Regions from separate parts of the Homo sapiens genome. Here region 2 is linked to region 1. Evidence: chromatin loops called from intact Hi-C (ENCODE). Cell type or tissue: chondrocyte. All regions are shown on one strand. Links, peaks and the distances in the headings refer to the core of each region. The heading gives the core; the rest is flanking DNA.

What was found. A loop is a pair of places that touch in the nucleus more often than their neighbours do. Peaks named below come from ENCODE experiments on the same cell type or tissue, not always from the same donor. Only the 100,000 strongest peaks of a DNase experiment are listed, where the experiment ranks them.
Region 2: it touches region 1 in a loop (4-fold over the local background); 35 of 110 quality-filtered maps call a loop at or near these places.

The regions. Positions count from the first base shown.
Region 1 is chr6:29,937,051-29,948,416 of GRCh38, forward strand. It overlaps HLA-A (major histocompatibility complex, class I, A), which reads left to right and starts at 5,482. Exons shown (of 8, transcript NM_002116.8): 1 at 5,482-5,576; 2 at 5,707-5,976; 3 at 6,218-6,493; 4 at 7,072-7,347; 5 at 7,450-7,566; 6 at 8,009-8,041; 7 at 8,184-8,231; 8 at 8,401-8,820. The coding sequence starts at 5,504. The coding sequence ends at 8,405. LOC124901298 (a long non-coding RNA gene) reads right to left here and starts at 8,543. Exons shown (of 3, transcript XR_007059541.1): 1 at 7,731-8,543. It also overlaps the pseudogene HCG4P5. In chondrocyte, for the core only: a CTCF peak has its summit at 5,783; DNase peaks (open chromatin) are centred at 5,441, 5,831 and 6,434.
Region 2 is chr6:29,881,728-29,893,894 of GRCh38, forward strand. It overlaps the pseudogene HCG4P7 and the pseudogene HLA-H. Among named protein-coding and RNA genes, the nearest start is that of HCP5B, 14 kb to the left of the region's middle. In chondrocyte, for the core only: a CTCF peak has its summit at 6,277; DNase peaks (open chromatin) are centred at 6,275 and 6,896.

The DNA.
Region 1 (11,366 bases), core at 2,267-10,266:
GCAAAGATTCTACGTTACATTTTACCACACATACAACTGAATTAAACTTTTACAGAATTGGAAATGCACATCACTGATCAAAATAAATGAAACATGAAAAGAGTAGGAAGGAATACCCAGTGATGGAATAGCAAATATGAATGGAAACAGAATAGGACTGCTAAAAAGAAAAAAAATTCAGAAGCACATAATAGCAGTGCTATTTAGAATCATAGTGGTGTCCAAATCACTTCTATCACATCTCATTCAATACCACAACAAAAGATGTTAAGTGTGTTATAGAATGCCCATTGGATAGCCAGTTTTTGAAAATAACTTGTCTCTCAATTCAAGCTAACCATTTCGGGCTACAGCATCAAGCCAAAGTTATTGGCATCATGCTAAGCTAGATGTGTTAACTGAAGTATGAGATTCTCATTTTTGTAAATGAAAAGCAATCAGATTAGGCAATTTTTTTCTGCACAGCAAAAGAAACTATCATCAATCAGAGTGAACAGACATGCTACAGAATGGGAGAAAAATTTTGCCATCTGTTCATCTGACAAAAGTCTAGTATTCAGAATCCACAAAGAACTTAAGCAAATTTACATGAAAAAAAACTTCATTAAAAAGTGGACAAAGAACATGAACAGACACTTCTAAAGAAGACATACATGTGGCCAACAAAAATATGAAAAAGAAAGCTCCCATCACTGATCATTAGAGAAATGCAAATCAAAACGACAAATGAGATACCATTTTATGCCAGTCAGAATGGCAATTATTAAATAGTCAAGAAACAACAGATGCTGGCAAGGTTGCGGAGAAATAGGAATGCTTTTACACTGTTGGTGGAAAAGTAAATGGTTAATCCATTGTGGAAGACAGTGACAGTGTGGCGATTCCTCAAAGATTTAGAACCAGAAATACCATTTGACCCAGCAATCCCATTGCAGGGTATATACCCAAAGGAATATAAATCATTCTATTATAAAGACATATGCATGTTTACATTCATGGCAGCACTATTCACAATAGCAAAGACATGGAATCAACCCAAATGCCCATCAATGATGGTCTGGATAAAGAAAATATGGTACATATACACCATGGAATATTATGCAGCCATAAAAAGGAAGGAGATCAAGTCCTTTGCAGGGATATGGATGAAGCTGGAAGCCATTATCCTCAGCAAACTCACACAGGAACAGAAAACCAAACACCACATGTTCTCATATATAACTGGGAACTGAGCAATGAGAACACATGGACACAGGGAGAGGAACAACACACACTGGGGCCTGTTGGGGGAGGGTGGTGATGGGAGGATCATTAGCAAAAATAGCTAATGCATGCCAGGGTTAATACCTAGGTGATGAGTTGACAGGTGCAGCAAACCAACATGGCACACATTTACCTATGTAACAAACCTGCACATCCTACACATGTACCCTGGAACTTAAAAAAAAATTAAATTAAAAGACAAGCTTAAAGAGTTAATGAAAAATAATTAGATACAAGAAGACTTTGATTTTCAGAAACCTGAAACAATAGTTATAATTTTGCTTTTAACATATATTCAAATCCTTTGATACTGTTCCTTTCTAGAGGTGCAGCTTAATTCCCTCTCTTGAGTGTGGCTTGGACTTAATGAGGCACTTCTGAAATGGCCTGGTTCTGTGTTCCCACCCAAATCTCATCTTGAGTTGTTATGCAAATTGTAATCCCTACCTATTGGGGGAGGGACCTCATGGGAGTTGATTGGATCATGGGGACGGTGCCCCCATGCTGTTCTCCTGATGCTGAGGGAATTCTCATGAGATCTGATGGTTTTATAAGGGGCTTTTCCCTGCTTCATTGTGCATTTCTCTCTCCTGTCACCACATGAAGAAGGACGGGTTTGCTTCCACTTCTGCCATGACTGTAAGTTTCCTGGGGCAGCCTCCTCAGTCATGCAGAACTGTGGGTCAATTAAACCTCTTTCCTTTATAAATTACCCAGTCTCAGGTATTTCTTTATAGCAGTGTGAGAATGGACTAATACAACTTCTAACTTATAGAATAGTGCCAACATAACAGTTTGTGACTCTGGGTGTAGAACATAAAACTAACTGCGGCTTCCACCTTCTCTCTCTCTGAATCTGGGATCATGAGCTCTGGGGGAAGCCAGCCGCTGTGCCATAAGCAGCCCTGCAGGAAGGTCCACATGACTGAGAACTGAGGCCTTCTGGGAACAGACAACAAGGAACCAGGCCTTTTCCAACAGCCATGTGACTGATCCATGTTTCTTGTGAATTCCCAGCCCCAGCGAAGCCCTCAGATGCTGCGGCCCCTGGCTGACAACTGGAGTGCAACCTTGTGAGAGGCCCTGAGCAGGAAGCACTCAGGGAAACCTCTCCTGGATTCCTGACGATTGGAAACTGTGGGAGATGAGAAACATTTGTTGTTTCGAGCTAAGTTTTACGTAATTTGTTATGCAACAGTAAATAATATATTTTCACAAGAGAGGATGTATTATTACACATCAAATTGCATTTGCTCTAAATGTGTCATCATCATCATTATTATTTTTGAGACAGGGTCTTGCTCTGTCACCCAGGCTGGAATGCAGTGGCATGATCACCATGCACTGCAGTGTCGAACGCCTGGGGTCAAGGGACTCTCTGACCTCAGCCTCCTGAGTAGCTGCGACTACCATCATGAACTACCATGCCTGGCTAATTTTCTAATTTTTTGTATAGATGGAGGTTTTGCCCAGGCTGATCTTGAACTTCTGGAGTCAACAAATCTCCATTCCTCTGCCTTCCACAGTGCTAGGATGACAGATGTGAGCCACCACACCTGGCCTAAATTAATTATAAGATATTAAACATGTAACTTAGTTTTAAAAAGTAAGGACAATTTCCATGGCTGAAGAGGATGTATTTTATGACCATTCACAATGATCACGTTACTTGAACTTCACTTTCCAACTGTGTCCCAATTAAACACAAAAGGAAGATCCAACCCTTGCTAGGCTGATTCTATGATGGCCTCAACAAGCAGCTCCTGGTCATTCACCTTCCTCCAGTTATTCAACCAACTCTAATGTAGGTGCTGCTGTGAAGGGATTTAGCAGATATAATTAAGGGTCTCAATTAGTTGACTTTATGCTGGGTTTATCCTGCTTGGACTGTCCTAATCAGGTGAGTCCTTGAAAGGACTGGGTTCTTCATGAGCATAGAGACTTACAGTGTGAAAGGGACTCAGCATGAGGGGTTTCCTCCACCATGGGCTTTGAAAAGGAAGGGGCTATGGGCCGGGCGCGGTGGCTCACGCCTGTAATCCCGACACTTTGGGAGGCCGAGGCGGGCGGATCATGAGGTCAGGAGGTCGAGACAATCCTGGCTAACAAGGTGAAACCCTGTCTCTACTAAGAAAAAAAAAATTAGAGCATAGTGGTGGGCGCCTGTAGTCCCAGCTACTTGGGACTGAGACAGGAGAATGGTGTGAACCCAGGAGGCGGAGCTTGTAGTGAGCAGAGATCATTGGGCCACTGTACCCCAGCCTGGGCTACAGAGCCAGACTCCGTCTCAAAAAAAAAAAAAAAAAGAAAAATTAAGGGGCTGTGTAGGAAAGAACGCTGGTGAGCACCGGGAATTGAGCCCCTCCCAGTTCTCTACATTGACAGCTAGCCAGGAACAGGGACCTCAGTCTTACAACTGCAAGAAACTGCATTCTGCCACCTCTGTATAAACCCGAAGGAGGATTCAAAATGAAAACACAGCTTTTGGAAGCCCAGAATGGAGATTCTATCCACATCTTGCCCAGATTTCTGACCAAGGAACTATAAGCAGATAAATGTGTGTTGTTTTGCCAGGCATGGTAGTGTGCGAATGAATTGATGAATTGATATACACACTAGTTGCATAAAATAAAATCTTTCTGAACTTTTTCAGTGTTTTACAGTTTATAATTATCTGTGATGCAATTTAATACACTCATATTTCATTCATTAAGTCAACAAAAATTAACTTAGTCCCTACAATGAACGAGGTATCCCCTCATATGCTCAAGTGCCTGACACTCCAGAAGCTTCACAAGACCGAGGTGGAGACACTGGAGTGTTTTAAGTGGAGAAATGACACACTCCGACTCACAGGAGCAGGGCCACTGTGAAAAGAACAGTTACGTAGCAGGTCATGGGACAGTGCTAGTGTCACAATTCATGAGTGACAGTGTGGTGGGAACTAAGGGGAGAGGAGGGCCTGAAGGATGAGAAGGATGGAGGGAAGGGCTGGAGAAGCAGGAGGTGAGGAAAAGGAGCAGAGGAAAGAATTTGAAAGCAGCAGAATTCTTAGGTTTAAAGACATTGTTTTATGGATTTTAATACATCAATCTACAGAGCCTAGGAGGGTGTCCTTGGCAGTTGTCTTTTAATACCTCATGTGGGTCTGCCTAAAAACTATTTTTTATGTTAATCAGGTTTAAAAATTACTAAGTGTTCCTATAAAATATACACAACACTTAGAAGTGGATACTTCCTAAAAACAGGCAGTGCATGAGCACTAGTGAGGGGCATTGTGACTGCCTTGAACAGTTGCAACTTTGAGGTGAATAAAGCCTGTAATGGCTTCTGGTTGCAACATATAGGAACACAGTGGCTACTTTGTATTGAGGAGATGTCGTGGACTCACACAGAAACTCAGAGCTAAGGAATGATGGCAAATTTAAAGTAAGACAAGCAGGAGTCACAGATACATTGTCTGGGAAAGTGCAACTTAGTAGCTTTGTGAGTCCTGTTGTAATGCTTTTGGACACATTTATACATTAAGGGGCCAAAGTCACATTTTTTACCTATTAGATTCCTGATCATTCAGGGGTTACCAAGATTCTGCTACCCACTGTAGTTAATAAACAAAGAGCAAATTGGTCTCTATTCTGTCTCATGCACTCAGGCACAACTTTTCCGGATTAAAAACAAAAACAACAACAACAAAAATCTACACCTCCATTCCCAGATCAAGCTTACTCTCTGGCACCAAACTCCATGGGGTGATTTTTCTTCTAGAAGAGTCCAGGTGGACAGGTAAGGAGTGGGAGTCAGGGAGTCCAGTTCAGGGACAGAGATAATGGGATGAAAAGTGAAAGGAGAGGGACGGGGCCCATGCCGAGGGTTTCTCCCTTGTTTCTCAGACAGCTCCTGGGCCAAGACTCAGGGAGACATTGAGACAGAGCGCTTCGCACAGGAGCAGAGGGGTCAGGGCGAAGTCCCAGGGCCCCAGGCGTGGCTCTCAGAGTCTCAGGCCCCGAAGGCGGTGTATGGATTGGGGAGTCCCAGCCTTGGGGATTCCCCAACTCCGCAGTTTCTTTTCTCCCTCTCCCAACCTACGTAGGGTCCTTCATCCTGGATACTCACGACGCGGACCCAGTTCTCACTCCCATTGGGTGTCGGGTTTCCAGAGAAGCCAATCAGTGTCGTCGCGGTCGCTGTTCTAAAGCCCGCACGCACCCACCGGGACTCAGATTCTCCCCAGACGCCGAGGATGGCCGTCATGGCGCCCCGAACCCTCCTCCTGCTACTCTCGGGGGCCCTGGCCCTGACCCAGACCTGGGCGGGTGAGTGCGGGGTCGGGAGGGAAACCGCCTCTGCGGGGAGAAGCAAGGGGCCCTCCTGGCGGGGGCGCAGGACCGGGGGAGCCGCGCCGGGACGAGGGTCGGGCAGGTCTCAGCCACTGCTCGCCCCCAGGCTCCCACTCCATGAGGTATTTCTTCACATCCGTGTCCCGGCCCGGCCGCGGGGAGCCCCGCTTCATCGCCGTGGGCTACGTGGACGACACGCAGTTCGTGCGGTTCGACAGCGACGCCGCGAGCCAGAGGATGGAGCCGCGGGCGCCGTGGATAGAGCAGGAGGGGCCGGAGTATTGGGACCAGGAGACACGGAATGTGAAGGCCCAGTCACAGACTGACCGAGTGGACCTGGGGACCCTGCGCGGCTACTACAACCAGAGCGAGGCCGGTGAGTGACCCCGGCCGGGGGCGCAGGTCAGGACCCCTCATCCCCCACGGACGGGCCAGGTCGCCCACAGTCTCCGGGTCCGAGATCCACCCCGAAGCCGCGGGACCCCGAGACCCTTGCCCCGGGAGAGGCCCAGGCGCCTTTACCCGGTTTCATTTTCAGTTTAGGCCAAAAATCCCCCCGGGTTGGTCGGGGCTGGGCGGGGCTCGGGGGACTGGGCTGACCGCGGGGTCGGGGCCAGGTTCTCACACCATCCAGATAATGTATGGCTGCGACGTGGGGTCGGACGGGCGCTTCCTCCGCGGGTACCGGCAGGACGCCTACGACGGCAAGGATTACATCGCCCTGAACGAGGACCTGCGCTCTTGGACCGCGGCGGACATGGCGGCTCAGATCACCAAGCGCAAGTGGGAGGCGGCCCATGAGGCGGAGCAGTTGAGAGCCTACCTGGATGGCACGTGCGTGGAGTGGCTCCGCAGATACCTGGAGAACGGGAAGGAGACGCTGCAGCGCACGGGTACCAGGGGCCACGGGGCGCCTCCCTGATCGCCTGTAGATCTCCCGGGCTGGCCTCCCACAAGGAGGGGAGACAATTGGGACCAACACTAGAATATCACCCTCCCTCTGGTCCTGAGGGAGAGGAATCCTCCTGGGTTCCAGATCCTGTACCAGAGAGTGACTCTGAGGTTCCGCCCTGCTCTCTGACACAATTAAGGGATAAAATCTCTGAAGGAGTGACGGGAAGACGATCCCTCGAATACTGATGAGTGGTTCCCTTTGACACCGGCAGCAGCCTTGGGCCCGTGACTTTTCCTCTCAGGCCTTGTTCTCTGCTTCACACTCAATGTGTGTGGGGGTCTGAGTCCAGCACTTCTGAGTCCCTCAGCCTCCACTCAGGTCAGGACCAGAAGTCGCTGTTCCCTTCTCAGGGAATAGAAGATTATCCCAGGTGCCTGTGTCCAGGCTGGTGTCTGGGTTCTGTGCTCTCTTCCCCATCCCGGGTGTCCTGTCCATTCTCAAGATGGCCACATGCGTGCTGGTGGAGTGTCCCATGACAGATGCAAAATGCCTGAATTTTCTGACTCTTCCCGTCAGACCCCCCCAAGACACATATGACCCACCACCCCATCTCTGACCATGAGGCCACCCTGAGGTGCTGGGCCCTGGGCTTCTACCCTGCGGAGATCACACTGACCTGGCAGCGGGATGGGGAGGACCAGACCCAGGACACGGAGCTCGTGGAGACCAGGCCTGCAGGGGATGGAACCTTCCAGAAGTGGGCGGCTGTGGTGGTGCCTTCTGGAGAGGAGCAGAGATACACCTGCCATGTGCAGCATGAGGGTCTGCCCAAGCCCCTCACCCTGAGATGGGGTAAGGAGGGAGATGGGGGTGTCATGTCTCTTAGGGAAAGCAGGAGCCTCTCTGGAGACCTTTAGCAGGGTCAGGGCCCCTCACCTTCCCCTCTTTTCCCAGAGCTGTCTTCCCAGCCCACCATCCCCATCGTGGGCATCATTGCTGGCCTGGTTCTCCTTGGAGCTGTGATCACTGGAGCTGTGGTCGCTGCCGTGATGTGGAGGAGGAAGAGCTCAGGTGGAGAAGGGGTGAAGGGTGGGGTCTGAGATTTCTTGTCTCACTGAGGGTTCCAAGCCCCAGCTAGAAATGTGCCCTGTCTCATTACTGGGAAGCACCGTCCACAATCATGGGCCTACCCAGTCTGGGCCCTGTGTGCCAGCACTTACTCTTTTGTAAAGCACCTGTTAAAATGAAGGACAGATTTATCACCTTGATTACGGCGGTGATGGGACCTGATCCCAGCAGTCACAAGTCACAGGGGAAGGTCCCTGAGGACAGACCTCAGGAGGGCTATTGGTCCAGGACCCACACCTGCTTTCTTCATGTTTCCTGATCCCGCCCTGGGTCTGCAGTCACACATTTCTGGAAACTTCTCTGGGGTCCAAGACTAGGAGGTTCCTCTAGGACCTTAAGGCCCTGGCTCCTTTCTGGTATCTCACAGGACATTTTCTTCTCACAGATAGAAAAGGAGGGAGTTACACTCAGGCTGCAAGTAAGTATGAAGGAGGCTGATGCCTGAGGTCCTTGGGATATTGTGTTTGGGAGCCCATGGGGGAGCCCACCCACCTCACAATTCCTCCTCTAGCCACATCTTCTGTGGGATCTGACCAGGTTCTGTTTTTGTTCTACCCCAGGCAGTGACAGTGCCCAGGGCTCTGATGTGTCCCTCACAGCTTGTAAAGGTGAGAGCTTGGAGGACCTAATGTGTGTTGGGTGTTGGGCGGAACAGTGGACACAGCTGTGCTATGGGGTTTCTTTGCATTGGATGTATTGAGCATGCGATGGGCTGTTTAAGGTGTGACCCCTCACTGTGATGGATATGAATTTGTTCATGAATATTTTTTTCTATAGTGTGAGACAGCTGCCTTGTGTGGGACTGAGAGGCAAGAGTTGTTCCTGCCCTTCCCTTTGTGACTTGAAGAACCCTGACTTTGTTTCTGCAAAGGCACCTGCATGTGTCTGTGTTCGTGTAGGCATAATGTGAGGAGGTGGGGAGACCACCCCACCCCCATGTCCACCATGACCCTCTTCCCACGCTGACCTGTGCTCCCTCCCCAATCATCTTTCCTGTTCCAGAGAGGTGGGGCTGAGGTGTCTCCATCTCTGTCTCAACTTCATGGTGCACTGAGCTGTAACTTCTTCCTTCCCTATTAAAATTAGAACCTTAGTATAAATTTACTTTCTCAAATTCTTGCCATGAGAGGTTGATGAGTTAATTAAAGGAGAAGATTCCTAAAATTTGAGAGACAAAATAAATGGAAGACATGAGAACCTTCCAGAGTCCACGTGTTTCTTGTGCTGATTTGTTGCAGGGGAGGAGAGTAGATGGGGCTGTGCCCAGTTTCTGTTCTGGCCACCATGGGCTTTATGTGGTCACAGCTCACCTGGGTCATCTTTGCTGCTCCATTGTCCTTGGCCCTTCAGTAGAACCTTGTCCCACCAAGACCTGTGATCACAGGGAGTTGGATGTCACCTAGGGTGGTCCCTGCATACAAATCTCCTTGTGGTATCAAGAGACAAATTTTCAGACCTGTCCAGGTCTTGCCTTCCTCCCAGGGCTTTTTCCTTAATGGTATTTTCGATTTTTCTCCAATCTTTTTAAAGGAACCAGATTGTGACATTTGCAGAGAGGAGGGGTCCCATAGTTTCTCATCATGGTTAACTTTCTGTTGGAACTCCTCTTCTGCCCTCCTACTCTTCTTCCTGCTCTGAGTTGTAGTAATCCTAGTGCTGGCTCCAATCCAAACTCATAGATTTATAAAGCAGAGTCTAATTTAGATTCATATGTGGTTGGAAAATTGTACCCATAAGGCTAGGGTTATTGTTCCTGAAGAGAAATATATGGTTTTGTGCTGAAGTGTGCAGGAGGGTTGGTGTGGGAGGAGGGAGGACATACAAGCAGCCCTGGTGAGAAAAGCACTGGCGGCATGGATGTCCACGTGAACTTATGTTCTTTAGCTGCCACAAAACAGCATTTGCCCTGTGGCTACATTAATAAAGATATGGGCTTTAGAATAGGGAGGTGCTCTACAGTGATCATTCATTCAACTGACATTTGTTGTCTGCTAGGGATATGACTGCTTTTGCATTTAGAAAGCATCCTTAAAGTAAAAACAGAAAAATGTCTGGGGTTATGGTGCATACGTTCTAGATGCAGGCTTGTCCAACCCGCGGCTCGTGGGCTGCATGTGGCCCAGGACAATTTTGAATGTGAGGACTTTTTTGCTTATCTGTGGTGAACCTGAGTCCTGGAGTGAGTGCACCCACCTCCCTCAGGGTCAGGAGTGAATGCTTTAGGAACCCTCCTTTTCAGTGACCTGCAAAAGATAGAGGGCACATTTACTGTGATAACCCAGAGTATCAGCCAAGGGGGCTTGACCTTCAAGGAGTTGTGGGGAAGGTTAATAAAGGGTGGTGTCCCAGGGTCAGAAAAGATGGGCAGACAGCAAGGGCACTGCTTGATATCTATGATAAGCATGTGGAATTGAGGAGCAAGCTTCAGATTCAGAATCCAGTGACTAAGGACATATCTATATCCCTAAGAGAAAGAACCTTGGGACACGATGATGGTTATATGCTGGGACAATTCCATCAGCCCTTCTGCAAAGGAGCCTATAGCCATTTAATCAGGAGATGGGATAAGTATTAACATTGGGTGTGAGCTGACATTGCTGCCCAGATTCCTACAGCACCATTATGTCCCCCATCACACTGGGGCTTACAGAGGCCAGGGAATAAACCTAGATACATTATGCCCCATGGTGGAATCACCAGTTCCATAAATCCTGTCCTGGTTATCTCCCCATTCTCTGAGTGCATAATTGGCCTTGATGCACTGGCAACTGGAGTCACCCCACACTGTGTCCCTAGTCTGGAGAGTAAGGGATCTCACTGTGCTGAAGCCCAAAGGGAAACATCCCTCATCCAAGCCAAACCAGAAGCAATATTGTGCCTCAGGGTGGGTCTTGTGGAGGGTACTGCAGGTATTATAGGGGTGGCACTGCCATTACAGACCTGAACGATGTGGGGTGGTGTTGGGATTGCCTGTTATCTCCATATAACTCAGCAATCTGTACCTGCAGAAGCCTGATATGGCTAAAGAATGAATGGAATTACTCCAGACTTGACCAAGTAGGAGTCCTGATTGCAGCTGCCATGCTGGCTGGATATCACTGCCTGGGGAGATTAATAAGGCCTCAGGCACATGGCAAGCAGCTGTGGATTTGGTGAGTGCATTCCCTCCCATTTCATTTAGAAGATGGATATGGAATGATTCACATTCACATGGGATTTATAATACATTTATTGATAGCTTGCATCAGGGCTACCTTAACTCCTCAACCTTCTATAAATATCACCTTAAGAGACCTGGACGAATCAGACATCCCACAGAATACTAAATCTCTTCATTTCATTGGCAATATCACATAAATTGGGAAGGATGAACAACAGCAGGAAAGTACGCTGAATTCCCTGGCAAAACATGTGCACTACAGAAGGTGAAGATAAAACTTACAGAGCTTCAAGAGTGGCCACTGCAGTGAAGTGTTATGGGTCCAGTGGTTAGGGGCATGCAGAGCTCCCCGCCGCCACACACACACACAAAGTAAAAGACACACTTGCATCTTGCATCCTCACCAGAAGGAAGGATGCACACTACCTTGTGAGCCTCTCTGGGTTCTAGCAACACCACATTCCACATCTAAGTTTATTGCTTTGGCTGACACTCTGGGTGATATAGGAGGAGGCCAGCTTTGAGTGGGGCCTGGACTGGAAAGGACACTGCAGCAGACCCAGGCTGTGGTGCAGTCAGTCAC
Region 2 (12,167 bases), core at 1,660-9,659, 56 kb before region 1:
ACGTTAGGGCCATTATGAACATGTTATGGTGCTGCAGAGATTTTGTTTATGGCCAGTCTTGGGGCCAGTTTATGGCCAGATTTTGGGGGACTTGCTCCCAACGGTCTCCTTCTAGGGGGTGACTGGGTAGCAGCCCAGGGTAGCTTTACAGGTTTGTGTTTTACACCAGTGCTGGGCACCCTGGTAGATACTTGATTATAATTCCTTAAACAGAGTTTTCCAAATTAAAATATACCTGTTTTTTATAGAAATGAAAAAGAAAAGAATTTCAAAGTTCATTGCAAAGATTCTTAACAAGAACTACTTACATTGGAAGAAAACCACAGAGAATTGTAAGGAGCCATGTGACAGAGAGGACCAGGATGCCATGAAAATGGCCTTGGCTACAAATAGGTCATTTGATCCTTGGCTCCCTGGCATCTCTCTAGATTTTCAATGATACAATGTTCAATCTGCTGTGCAAGATAATTTCATCTTGCAAAGATTTGATGTTACATTTTACCACACATTAAACTGAAATAAACTTTTACAGATTGGAAATGCACATCATTGATCAAAATAAATGAAACATGAAAAGAGTAGGAAGGAATACCCAGTGATGGAATAGCAAATATGAATGGAAAACAGAATAGGACTGCTAAAAAGAAAAAAAAAAATTCAGAAGCATGTAATAGCAGCGCTATTTAGAATCACAGTGGTGTCCAAATCACTTCTATCACATCTCATTCAATACCACAACAAAAGATGTTAAGTTTATTATAGAATGCCCATCAAATAGCCAGTTTTTGAAAAAAACTTGTTTCTCAATTAGAACTAACCATTTCAGGCTACAGCATCAAGCCAAAATTATTGGCATCATGCTAAGCTAGGTGTGTTTACTGAAGTATGAGATTCACATTTTTGTAAATGAAAAGCAATTTGATTAGGCATTTTTTTCTGCACAGCAAAAGAAACTATCATCAATCACAGTGAACAGACATCCTACAGAATGGGAGAAAAATTTTGCAGTCTATCCATCTGACAAAAGTCTAGTAATCAGAATCCACAAAGAACTTAAGCAAATTTACATGAAAAAAAACTTCAATAAAAAGTAGACAAAGAACTTGAACAGACACTTCTAAAGAAGACATACATGTGGCCAACAAAAATACGAAAAAAAGCTCAACATCGCTGATCATTAGAGAAATGCAAATCAAAACCACAAATGAGGTACCATCTCATGCCAGTCAGAATGGCAATTATTAAAAAGTCAAGAAACACCAGATGCTGGCGAGGTTGCAGAGAAATAGGAATGCTTTTACACTGTTGGTGGAAAAGTAAATTGGTTAATCCATTGTGGAAGACAGTGACAATGTGGTGATTCCTCAGAGATTTAGAATCAGAAATACCATTTGATCCAGCAATTGCATTACAGGGTATATACCCAAAGGAATATAAATCATTCTATTATAAAGATATATGCATGTTTACATTCATGGCAGCACTATTCACAATAGCAAAGACATGGAATCAACCCAAATGCCCATCAATGATGGACTGGATAAAGAAAATGTGGTACATATACACCATGGAATATTATGCAGCCATAAAAAGGAATGAGATCAAGTCCTTTGCAGGGATATGGATGAAGCTGGAAGCCATTATCCTCAGCAAACTCACACAGGAATGGAAAACCAAACACCACATGTTCTCATTTATAATTGGGAACTGAGTAATGAGAACACATGGACACAGGGAGAGGAACAACACACACTGGGGCCTATTGGGGCAGGGTGGTGGTGGGAGGATCATTAGCAAAAATAGCTAATGCATGCCAGGGTTAATACCTAGGTGATGAGTTGACAGGTGCAGCAAACCAACATGGCACATGTTTACCTATGTAACAAACCTGCACATCCTGCACGTGTACCCTGAAACTTAAAAAAAATTAAATTAAAAAACAAGCTTAAAGAAAAAGACAAGCTGAAAGAGTTAATGAAAAATAATTAGATAAAAGAAGTCTTTGATTTTCAAAAACCTGAAACAATAGTTATAATTTTGCTTTTAACATATATTCAAAACATTTGATACTGTTCCCTTCCAGAGGTGCATCTTAATTCCCTCTCCTGAGTGTGGCTTGGACTTAATGAGGCACTTCTGATATGGCCTGGTTCTGTGTTCCCACCCAAATCTCATCTTGAATTGTTATGCGAATTGTAATCCCTACCTATTGGGGGAGGGACCACATGGGAGGTGATTGGATAATGGAGGCGGTGCCCCCATGCTGTTCTCGTGATACTGAGGGAATTCTCATGCAATCTGATGGTTTTATAAGGGGCTTTTCCCTGCTTCATTCTGCATTTCTCTCTCCTGTCATCATGTGAAGAAGGATGTGTTTGCTTCCACTTCTGCCATGACTGTAAGTTTCCTGGGGCAGGCTCCTCAGCCATGCAGAACTGTGAGTCAATTAAACCTCTCTCCTTTATAAATTACCCAGTCTCAGGTATTTCTTTATAGCAGTGTGAGAATGGACTAATATAACTTCTAACTTACAGAATAATGCTGACATAATGGTTTGTGACTCTGGGTGTAGAACCTAAAACTCACTGTGGCTTCCACCTTCTCTCTCTCTGTCTCTGGGATCATGAGCTCTGGGGGAAGCCAGCTGCTGTGCCACAAGCAGCCCTGCAGGAAGGTCCATGTGGCTGAGAACCGAGGCGTTCTGGGAACAGACAACAAAGAACTAGGCCTTTTCCAACAGCCATATGACTGATCCATGTTTCATGTGAATCCTCAGCCCCAGTGAAGCCCTCAGATGATGCAGCCCTTGGCTGACAACTGTACTGCAACCTTGTGAGAGGCCCCGAGCAAGAAGCACTCAGGGAAACCTCTCCTGGACTCCTGACCATTGGAAACTGCGGCAGATGAGGAATATTTGTTGTTTTGAGCTAAGTTTTACATAATTTGTTATGCAATAGTAAATAAATAATACACTTTCACAAGAGAGGATGTATTATTACACATTAAATTGCATTTGCTTTAAATGTATCATCGTCATCATTATTATTTTTGAGACACGGTCTCGCTCTGTCACCCAGGCTGGAGTGCAGTGGCATGATCACCATGTACTGCAGTGTCGACCTCCTGGGGTCAAGGGACCCACTGATCTCAGCCTCCTGAGTAGCTGGGACTACCGTCATGAACTACTATGCCTGGCTAATTTTCTAATTTTTTGTATAGATGGGGGTTTTGCCCAGGCTGATCTTGAACTTCTGGAGTCAACAAATCTGCCTTCCTCTGCCTTCCACAGTGCTAGGATGGCAGGCATGAGCCACCATACCTGGCGTAAATTAATTATAAGATATTAAACACGTAACTTAGTTTTAAAAGGTAAGGAGAATTTCCATGGCTGAAGAGGATGTATTTTATGACCATTCACAATGATCACTTTACTTGAACTTCAATTTCCAACTGTGTCCGAAGTAAACACAAAAGGAAGATCCAACCCTTGCTAGGCTGATTCTATTATGCCCTCAACAACCAGCTCCTGGTCATTCACCATCCTCCAGTTATTCAATCAACTCTAATGTAGGTGCTGCTGTGAAGGGAGTTAGTGGATATAATTAAGGGTCTCAATTAGTTGACTTTAGGCTGGGTTTATCCTGCTTGGACTGTCCTAATCAGGTGAGACCTTGAAAGGACTGGGTTCTTCCTGAGCATAGAGACTCACAGTGTGAGAGGGACTCAGCATGAGGGGTTTCCTCCAGCATGGGCTTTGAAAATGAAGGGGCTGTGGGCCAGGTGCGGTGGCTCACGCCTGTAATCCCAGCACTTTGGGAGGATGAGGCGGGCGGATCACGAGGTCAGGAGATCGAGACCATCCTGGCTAACACGGTGAAACCCTGTCTCTACTAAGAATACAAAAAAAAAAAAAAAAATAGCCAAGCGTAGTGGCGGGTGCCTGTAGTCCCAGCTGCTTGGGAGGCTGAGACAGGAGAATGGCGTGAACCCGGGAGCCATAGCTGGCAGTAAGCCGAGATCCCGCCACTGCACCCAAGCCTGGGCTACAGAGCGAGACTCCATCTCAAAAAAATAAATAAATAAAATTAAAAATGAAGGGGCTGTGTAGGAAAGAATGCTGGTGAGGACCAGGAATCAAGCACAGCCCTCCCTGTTCTCTACATTGACAGCCAGCAAGGAACAGGGACCTCAGTCTTACAACTGCCAGAAACTGCATTCTGCCACCTCTGTATAAGCCTGAAGGAGGATTCAAAATGAAAACACAGCTTTTGGAAGCCCAGAAGAGAGATTCCATCCACATTTTGCCCAGATTTCTGATCAAGGAACTATAAGCAGATAAATGGGTGTTGTTTCGCCAGGCGTGGTAGTGCACGAATGAATTGATGAATTGATATGCACACTAGTTACATAAAATAAAATCTTTCTGAACTTCTTCCGTGTTTTGCACTTTATAATTATCTGTAATGCAATTTAATACACTCATATTTCATTCATTCAGTCGACAAAAATTAATTTAGTCCCTACGATAAACCAGATATCCCCTCATATGCTCACGTGCCTGACACTCCAGAAGTTTCACAAGACCGAGGTGGAGACACTGGAGTGTTTTAAGTGGAGAGATGACACATTCTGACTCCCAGGAGCAGGACCACTGTGAAAAGAACAGTCACGTAACAGGTCATGGGACAGTGCTAGTGTCACAATTCACAAGTGACAGTGTGGTGGGGACTAAGGGGACAGGACGGCCTGAAGGATGAGAAGAATGGAGGGAAGGGTTGGAGAAGCAGGAGGTGAAGAAAAGGAGCAGAGGAAAGAATTCGAAAGCAGCAGAATTCTTAGGTTTAAATACATTGTTTTATGGATTTTAATACATCCATCTACAGAGCCCTGCAGGATGTCCTTGGCAGTTGGCCTTTAATACTTTATGTGGGTCTGCCTAAAAACTAATTTTTTAATGTTAATCAGGTTTAAAAATTACTAAGTGTTCCTATAAAATATACACAACACTTAGCAGTGGATACTTCCTAAAAACAGACAGTGCATGAGCACTAGTGAGGGGCATTGCGACTACATTGAACAGTTGCAACTTTGAGGTGAATAAAGCCTGTACTGACTCCTGGTTGTAACGTACCTGGTTGCAAAGTACACAGTGTGCTACTTTGTATTGAGGAGATATCCTGGACTCACACAGAAACTCAAAGCTATGGAATGATGGCAAATTTAAAATATGACAAGCGGGAGTCACAGGTACACTGCAAAAGTGAAACTTAGAAGCTTTGTGAGTCCTGTTGTAACGCTTTTGGGCACATTTATACATCATGGGGCCAAAGTCACATTTTTTACCGATTAGATTCCTGATCATTCAGGGGTTACCAAGGTTCTGCTATCCAATGTATTTAATAAACAAATAAATAAATAAACTGGTCTCTATTCTGTCTCATGCACTCAGGCACAACTTTTCCCAATAAAAAAAAAAAACAAAAAGGAAAACAAAAAACAGTTTCTACACCTCCATTCCCAGAGCAAGCTCACTCTCTGTCACCAAACTCCGTGGGTGAGTTTTCTTCTAGAAGAGTCCAGGTGGACAGGGAGTCCAGTTCAGGGACGGAGATTCCGGGATGAAAAGTGAAGGGAGAGGGACAGGGCCCATGCCGAGGGTTTCTTCCTGGTTTCTCAGACAGCTCCTGGGCCAAGACTCAGGGAAACACTGAGACAGAGCGCTTGGCACAGGAGGAGCGGGGTCAGGGCGAAGTCCCAGGGCCCCAGGCGTGGCTCTCAGGGTCTCAGGCCCCGAAGGCGGTGTATGGATTGGGGATGCCCCGCCTTAGGGATTCGCCACCTCCGCAGTTTCTCTTCTTCTCACAACCTGCGACGGGTCCTTCTTCCTTGATACTCACGAAGCGGACACAGTTCTCATTCCCACTAGGTGTCGGGTTTCTAGAGAAGCCAATCGGTGCCGCCGCGGTCCCGGTTCTAAAGTCCCCACGCACCCACCGGGACTCAGATTCTCCCCAGACGCCGAGGATGGTGCTCATGGCGCCCCGAACCCTCCTCCTGCTGCTCTCAGGGGCCCTGGCCCTGACCCTGACCCAGACCTGGGCGCGTGAGTGCAGGGTCTGCAGGGAAATGGTCGGGAGGAGCGAGGGGCCCGCCCGGCGGGGGCGCAGGACCCGGGGATCCGCGCAGGGAGGAGGGTCGGGCCGGTCTCAGCTCCTCCTCGCTCCCAGGCTCCCACTCCATGAGGTATTTCTACACCACCATGTCCCGGCCCGGCCGCGGGGAGCCCCGCTTCATCTCCGTCGGCTACGTGGACGATACGCAGTTCGTGCGGTTCGACAGCGACGACGCGAGTCCGAGAGAGGAGCCGCGGGCGCCGTGGATGGAGCGGGAGGGGCCAGAGTATTGGGACCGGAACACACAGATCTGCAAGGCCCAGGCACAGACTGAACGAGAGAACCTGCGGATCGCGCTCCGCTACTACAACCAGAGCGAGGGCGGTGAGTGACCCCGGCCCGGGGCGCAGGTCACGACCCCTCCCCATCCCCCACGGAGGGCCGGGTCGCCTCGAGTCTCTGGGTCCGAGATCCACCCCGAAACCGCGGGACCCCGAGACCCTTGACCTGGGAGAGGCCCAGGCGCCTTTACCCGGTTTCATTTTCAGTTTAGGCCAAAACCCCCGCGGGTTGGTCGGGGCAGGGCGGGGCTCGGGGGACCGGGCTGACCGCGGGGGCGGGGCCAGGTTCTCACACCATGCAGGTGATGTATGGCTGCGACGTGGGGCCCGACGGGCGCTTCCTCCGCGGGTATGAACAGCACGCCTACGACGGCAAGGATTACATCGCCCTGAACGAGGACCTGCGCTCCTGGACCGCGGCGGACATGGCAGCTCAGATCACCAAGCGCAAGTGGGAGGCGGCCCGTCGGGCGGAGCAGCTGAGAGCCTACCTGGAGGGCGAGTTCGTGGAGTGGCTCCGCAGATACCTGGAGAACGGGAAGGAGACGCTGCAGCGCGCGGGTACCAGGGGCCACAGGGCGCCTCCCGGATCGCCTGTAGATCTCCGGGGCTGGCCTCCCACAAGAAAGGGAGACAAATGGGACCAACACTATAATATCGCCCTCCCTCTGGTCTTGAGGGAGAAGAATCCTCCTGGGTTTCCAGAGAGTGACTCTGAGGGTCCGCCCTGCTCTCTGACACAATTAAGGGATGAAATCTGTGAGGAAATGAAGGGAAGACAATCCCTGGAATACTGATGAGTGGTTCCCTTTGACACTGGCAGCAGCCTTGGGCCCCGTGACTTTTCCTCTCAGGCCTTGTTCTCTGCTTCACACTCAATGTGCGTGGGGGTCTGAGTCCAGCTCTTCTGAGTCCCTCAGCCTCCACTCAGGTCAGGACCAGAAGTCGCTGTTCCCTCTTCAGGGACTAGAATTTTCCACGGAATAGGAGATTATCCCAGGTGCCTGTGTCCAGGCTGTTGTCTGGGTTCTGTGCTCCCTTCCCCACCCCAGGCATCCTGTCCATTCTCAAGATGGCCACATGCGTGCTGGAGGAGTGTCCCATGACAGATGCAAAATGCCTGAATTTTCTGACTCTTCCCGTCAGACCCCCCCCAAGACACATATGACCCACCACCCCATCTCTGACCATGAGGCCACCCTGAGGTGCTGGGCCCTGGGCTTCTACCCTGCGGAGATCACACTGACCTGGCAGCGGGATGGGGAGGACCAGACCCAGGACACGGAGCTCGTGGAGACCAGGCCTGCAGGGGATGGAACCTTCCAGAAGTGGGCGGCTGTGGTGGTGCCTTCTGGAGAGGAGCAGAGATACACCTGCCATGTGCAGCATGAGGGTCTGCCCGAGCCCCTCACCCTGAGATGGGGTAAGGAGGGAGATGGGGGTGTCATGTCTCTTAGGGAAAGCCGGAGCCTCTCTGGAGAGCTTTAGCAGGGTCAGGGTCCCTCACCTTCCCCCCTTTTCCCAGAGCCATCTTCCCAGCCCAACGTCCCCATCGTGGGCATCGTTGCTGGCCTGGTTCTACTTGTAGCTGTGGTCACTGGAGCTGTGGTCGCTGCTGTAATGTGGAGGAAGAAGAGCTCAGGTAAGGAAGGGGTGAGGAGTGTGGTCTGAGATTTCTTGTCTCACTGAGAGTTCCAAGCCCCAGGTAGAAGTGCCCTGCCTGGTTACTGGGAAGCACCATCCACACTCATGGGCCTACCCAGCCTGGGCCGTGTGTGCCAGCACTTACTCTTTTGTAAAGCACCTGTTACAATGAGGGACAGATTTATCACCTTGATGACTGTGGTGATGGGACCTGATCCCAGCAGTCACAAGTCACAGGGGAAGGTCCCCAAGGACAGACCTCAGAAGGGCGGTTGGTCCAGGACCCATATCTGCTTTCTTCATGTTTCCTGATCCCACCCTGGGTCTGCAGTTGCACATTTCTGGAAACTTCTCTGGGGTCCGAGACTTGGAGGTTCCTCTAGGACCTTATGGCCCTGGCTTCTTTCTGGCATCTCACAGGACATTTTCTTCCCACAGATAGAAAAGGAGGGAGCTACTCTCAGGCTGCAAGTAAGTATGAAGGAGGCTGATCCCTGAAATCCTTTGGATATTGTGTTTGGGAGCCCATGGGGGAGCTCACCCACCCCACAATTCTTCCTCTAGCCACATCTACTGTGGGATCTGACCAGGTCCTGTTTTTATTCTACTCGAGGCAGCAACAGTGCCCAGGGCTCTGATGTGTCTCTCACGGCTTGAAAGGTGAGACCTTGGGGGGCCTGATGTGTGGGGGATGTTGGGGGGGAACAGTGGACACAGCTGTGCTATGGGGTTCTTTGAATTTGATGTTTTGAGCATGCGATGGGCTGCCAAAGTGTCATCCATTACTGGGACAGATATGAATTTGTTCATGAATATTTTTTCTATAGTGTGAGACAGCTGCCTTGTGTGGGACTGAGAGGCAAGAGTTGTTCCTGCCTTCCCTTTGTGACTTGAAGAACCCTGACTTTCTTTCTACAAAGGCACCTGAATGTGTCTGTGTTCCTGTAGGCATAATGTGTGGAGGAGGGGAGACCAACCCACCCTCATGTCCACCATGACCCTCTTCCCCACGCTGATCTGTGTTCCCTCCCCAATCATCTTTCCTGTTCCAGAGAGGAGGGGCTGAGATGTCTCCATCTTTTTCTCAACTTTATGTGCACTGAGCTGTAACTTCTTACTTCCCTCTTAAAATTAGAATCTGAGTAAACATTTACTTTTTCAAATTCTTGCCATGAGAGGTTGATGACTTAATTAAAGGAGAAGATTCCTAAAATTTGAGAGACAAAATAAATGGAACACATGAGAACCTTCCAGAGTCCATGTGTTTCTTGTGCTGATTTGTTGCAGGGGAGGAGAATAGATGGGGCTGTGCCTAGTGGGTGCTCAGGCCAGTATGGACTTTATGTGGTCACTGCTCAGCTGGGTCATCTTTGCTCCTTCATTCTCCTTGGCCCTTCAGTAGAACCTTGTCCTACCACCACCTGTGATCACAGGGACTTGGATGTCACCTACGGTGGTCCCTGCATACAAATCTCATTGTGGTATCAAGAGACTAATTTTCAGACCTGTCCAGCTCTTGCCCTCCTCCCAGGGCTCTTTCCTGGATTGTATTTTTCATCTTGCCTCCAATCTTTTTAAAGGAAGCAGATTCTAAAATTTGCAGAGAGGAGGGGTCCCATAGTTTCTCATCATAGTGAACTTTTTGTTGGAGCTCCTCTTCTGCTCTCTTACTCTTCTTCCTTCCCTGAGTTGTAGTAATCCTAGTGCTGGCTCCAATCCAAACTCATGGATTTACAAAGCAGAGTCTAATTTAGATTCATACGTGGTTGGAAAATTGTACCCATAAGCCTAGGGTTATCTTTCCTGAAGAGAAAAATATGGTTGTGTGCTGCAGTGTGCAAGAGGGTTGGTGTGGGAGGAGGTAGGGAGGGAGGGAGGACACACAAGCAGTCCTAGTGAGAAAAGCACTGGCGGCATCGATGTCCACATGAGATGATGTTGTTCTTTAGCTGCCACAAAACAGCATTTGCCCTGAGGCTACCTTAACAAAGATATTGGCTTCAGAATAGAGAAGTGCTTTACAGTGATCATTCATTCAACTGACATTTGTTGTCTGCTAGGGATATGACTGCTTTTGCATTTAGAAAGCATCATTAAGGTGAAAATAGAAAAATTTCTGGCGTTGTGGTACATATGTTCTAGATGCTAGCTTGTCCAACCCATAGCTCGCAGGCTGAATGTGGCCCAGGACAGTTTTGAATGTGAGGAGTTTTTGCTTTTCTGTGGCGGACCTGAGACCTGGAGTGAGTGCACCCACCTCCCTCAGGATCAGGAGTGAATGCTTTAGGAACCCTCCTTTGCAGTGACCTGCAAAAGATAGAGGGCACAGTTACTGTGAGAACCCAGAGTAGCAGCCAAAGGGGCTCAACCTTCATGGAGTTTTGGGAAAGGTTAGTAAAAGGTGGTGTCCCAGCGTCAGAACAGATGGGCAGCCAGCGAGGGCACTGCTTCATATCTATGATGGGAATGCAAGAATTGAGGAGCAGGAGACTGAGGGTGTTTGACTAAATACAAAGTCATGATCCCAGTCTCAATTCCTAGACTTCAGCCAAGCTTCAGATTCAGAATCCACAGTGGGGCTTAAGGAGGCCAGGAAGTAAACCTGGACACATTATGGCCCACTGTGGGACCACTGGGTTCATAAACCCAGTCCTGGTTATCTCCCCATTCTCCACATGCATAATTGGCCTTGATGCACTGGCAAAGAGGGTCACCCCCACACTACATCCCTAGTCTGGAGAGTAAGGGCTATCATTGTGCTGAAGCCCAAAGGGAATCATCATCTAAAACTTCCCTCATCCCAACCAAGCCAGAAGCAATATTGCGCCCCAGGTGGGACTTCAGGAGGGTACTGCAGATATTGTAGGGGTGGCACTGCCATTAGAGAGCTGAAGGATGGGGGGTGGTGTTGGGATTGCCTATTATCTCCATATAATTCAGCAGTCTATCCCTGAAGAAGCCTGATAAAGAATGAATGGAATTACTCCAGACTTGACCAAGTAGGAGTCCTGATTGCAGCTGCCATGCTGGCTGGATATCACTGCTTGGGGAGATTAATAAGGCCTCAGGCACATGGCAAACAGCCATGCATTTGGTGAGTGCATTCTTTCCCATTCCATTTAGAAAATGGATATGGAATGATTCACATTCACATGGGATTTATAATACATTTATTGATAGCTTGCCTCAGGGCTACTTTAACTCCTCAACCTTCTATAAATATCACCTTAAGAGATCTGGACAAATCAGACATCTCACAGAATACTAAATCTCTTCATTTCATTGGCAATATCACATAGATTGGGATGGATGAGCAAGAGGAGGAAAGTATGCTGAGTTCTTTGGCAAAACATGTGCACTACAGAAGGTGAAGATTAACCTTACAGAGCTTCAAGAGTGGCCACTGCAGTGAAGTGTTATGGGTCCAGTGGTTAGGGGCATGCAGGGCTGTCCTCTCCAAAGTAAAAGACAAACTTGCATCTTGCATCCTCAACAGAAGGAAGGAAGCACACTACCTGGTGAGCTTCTCTGTGTCCTGGCAACACCACATTCCACATCTAAGTATATTGTTTGGCCCACTGTCTGGGTATAATATAGGAAGAGGTCAGCTTTGAGTGCGGACTAGACAGGAAAGGACACTGCAGCAGATCCAGGCGGTGGTGTACCAGGTCATCAACCCTCAGTCCCCTGGTGCTGGGGGTGACAGTGTGGGGAAAGATGCTAGATGGAGCTGAACCAAGCAGCTGAGATCAAGTGAGCTGAGATCCCGCCCCTACACTCCAGCCTGAGCAACAAGAGTGAAACTCCATCTCAAAAAGAAAAAAAAAAAATTAAAAGGATAAGCACCCTCCCACATCAGAGATAACTCTCCAACACATAATGTACATGCGGTGTGAGTTCTCTGTATGGGGAAGTTAAAAAAAAAACAGGTCAAACTGTGATTTGGGTATATATATACTTATTGTAAAAATCTTCAGTGACAATGCCAAGGAATAGCAAATACAAGACTCAAGACATAGGTTCCTTTTAGGGGATAGGATTGGACAACAGCCTAGGGTGGCTTCATAGG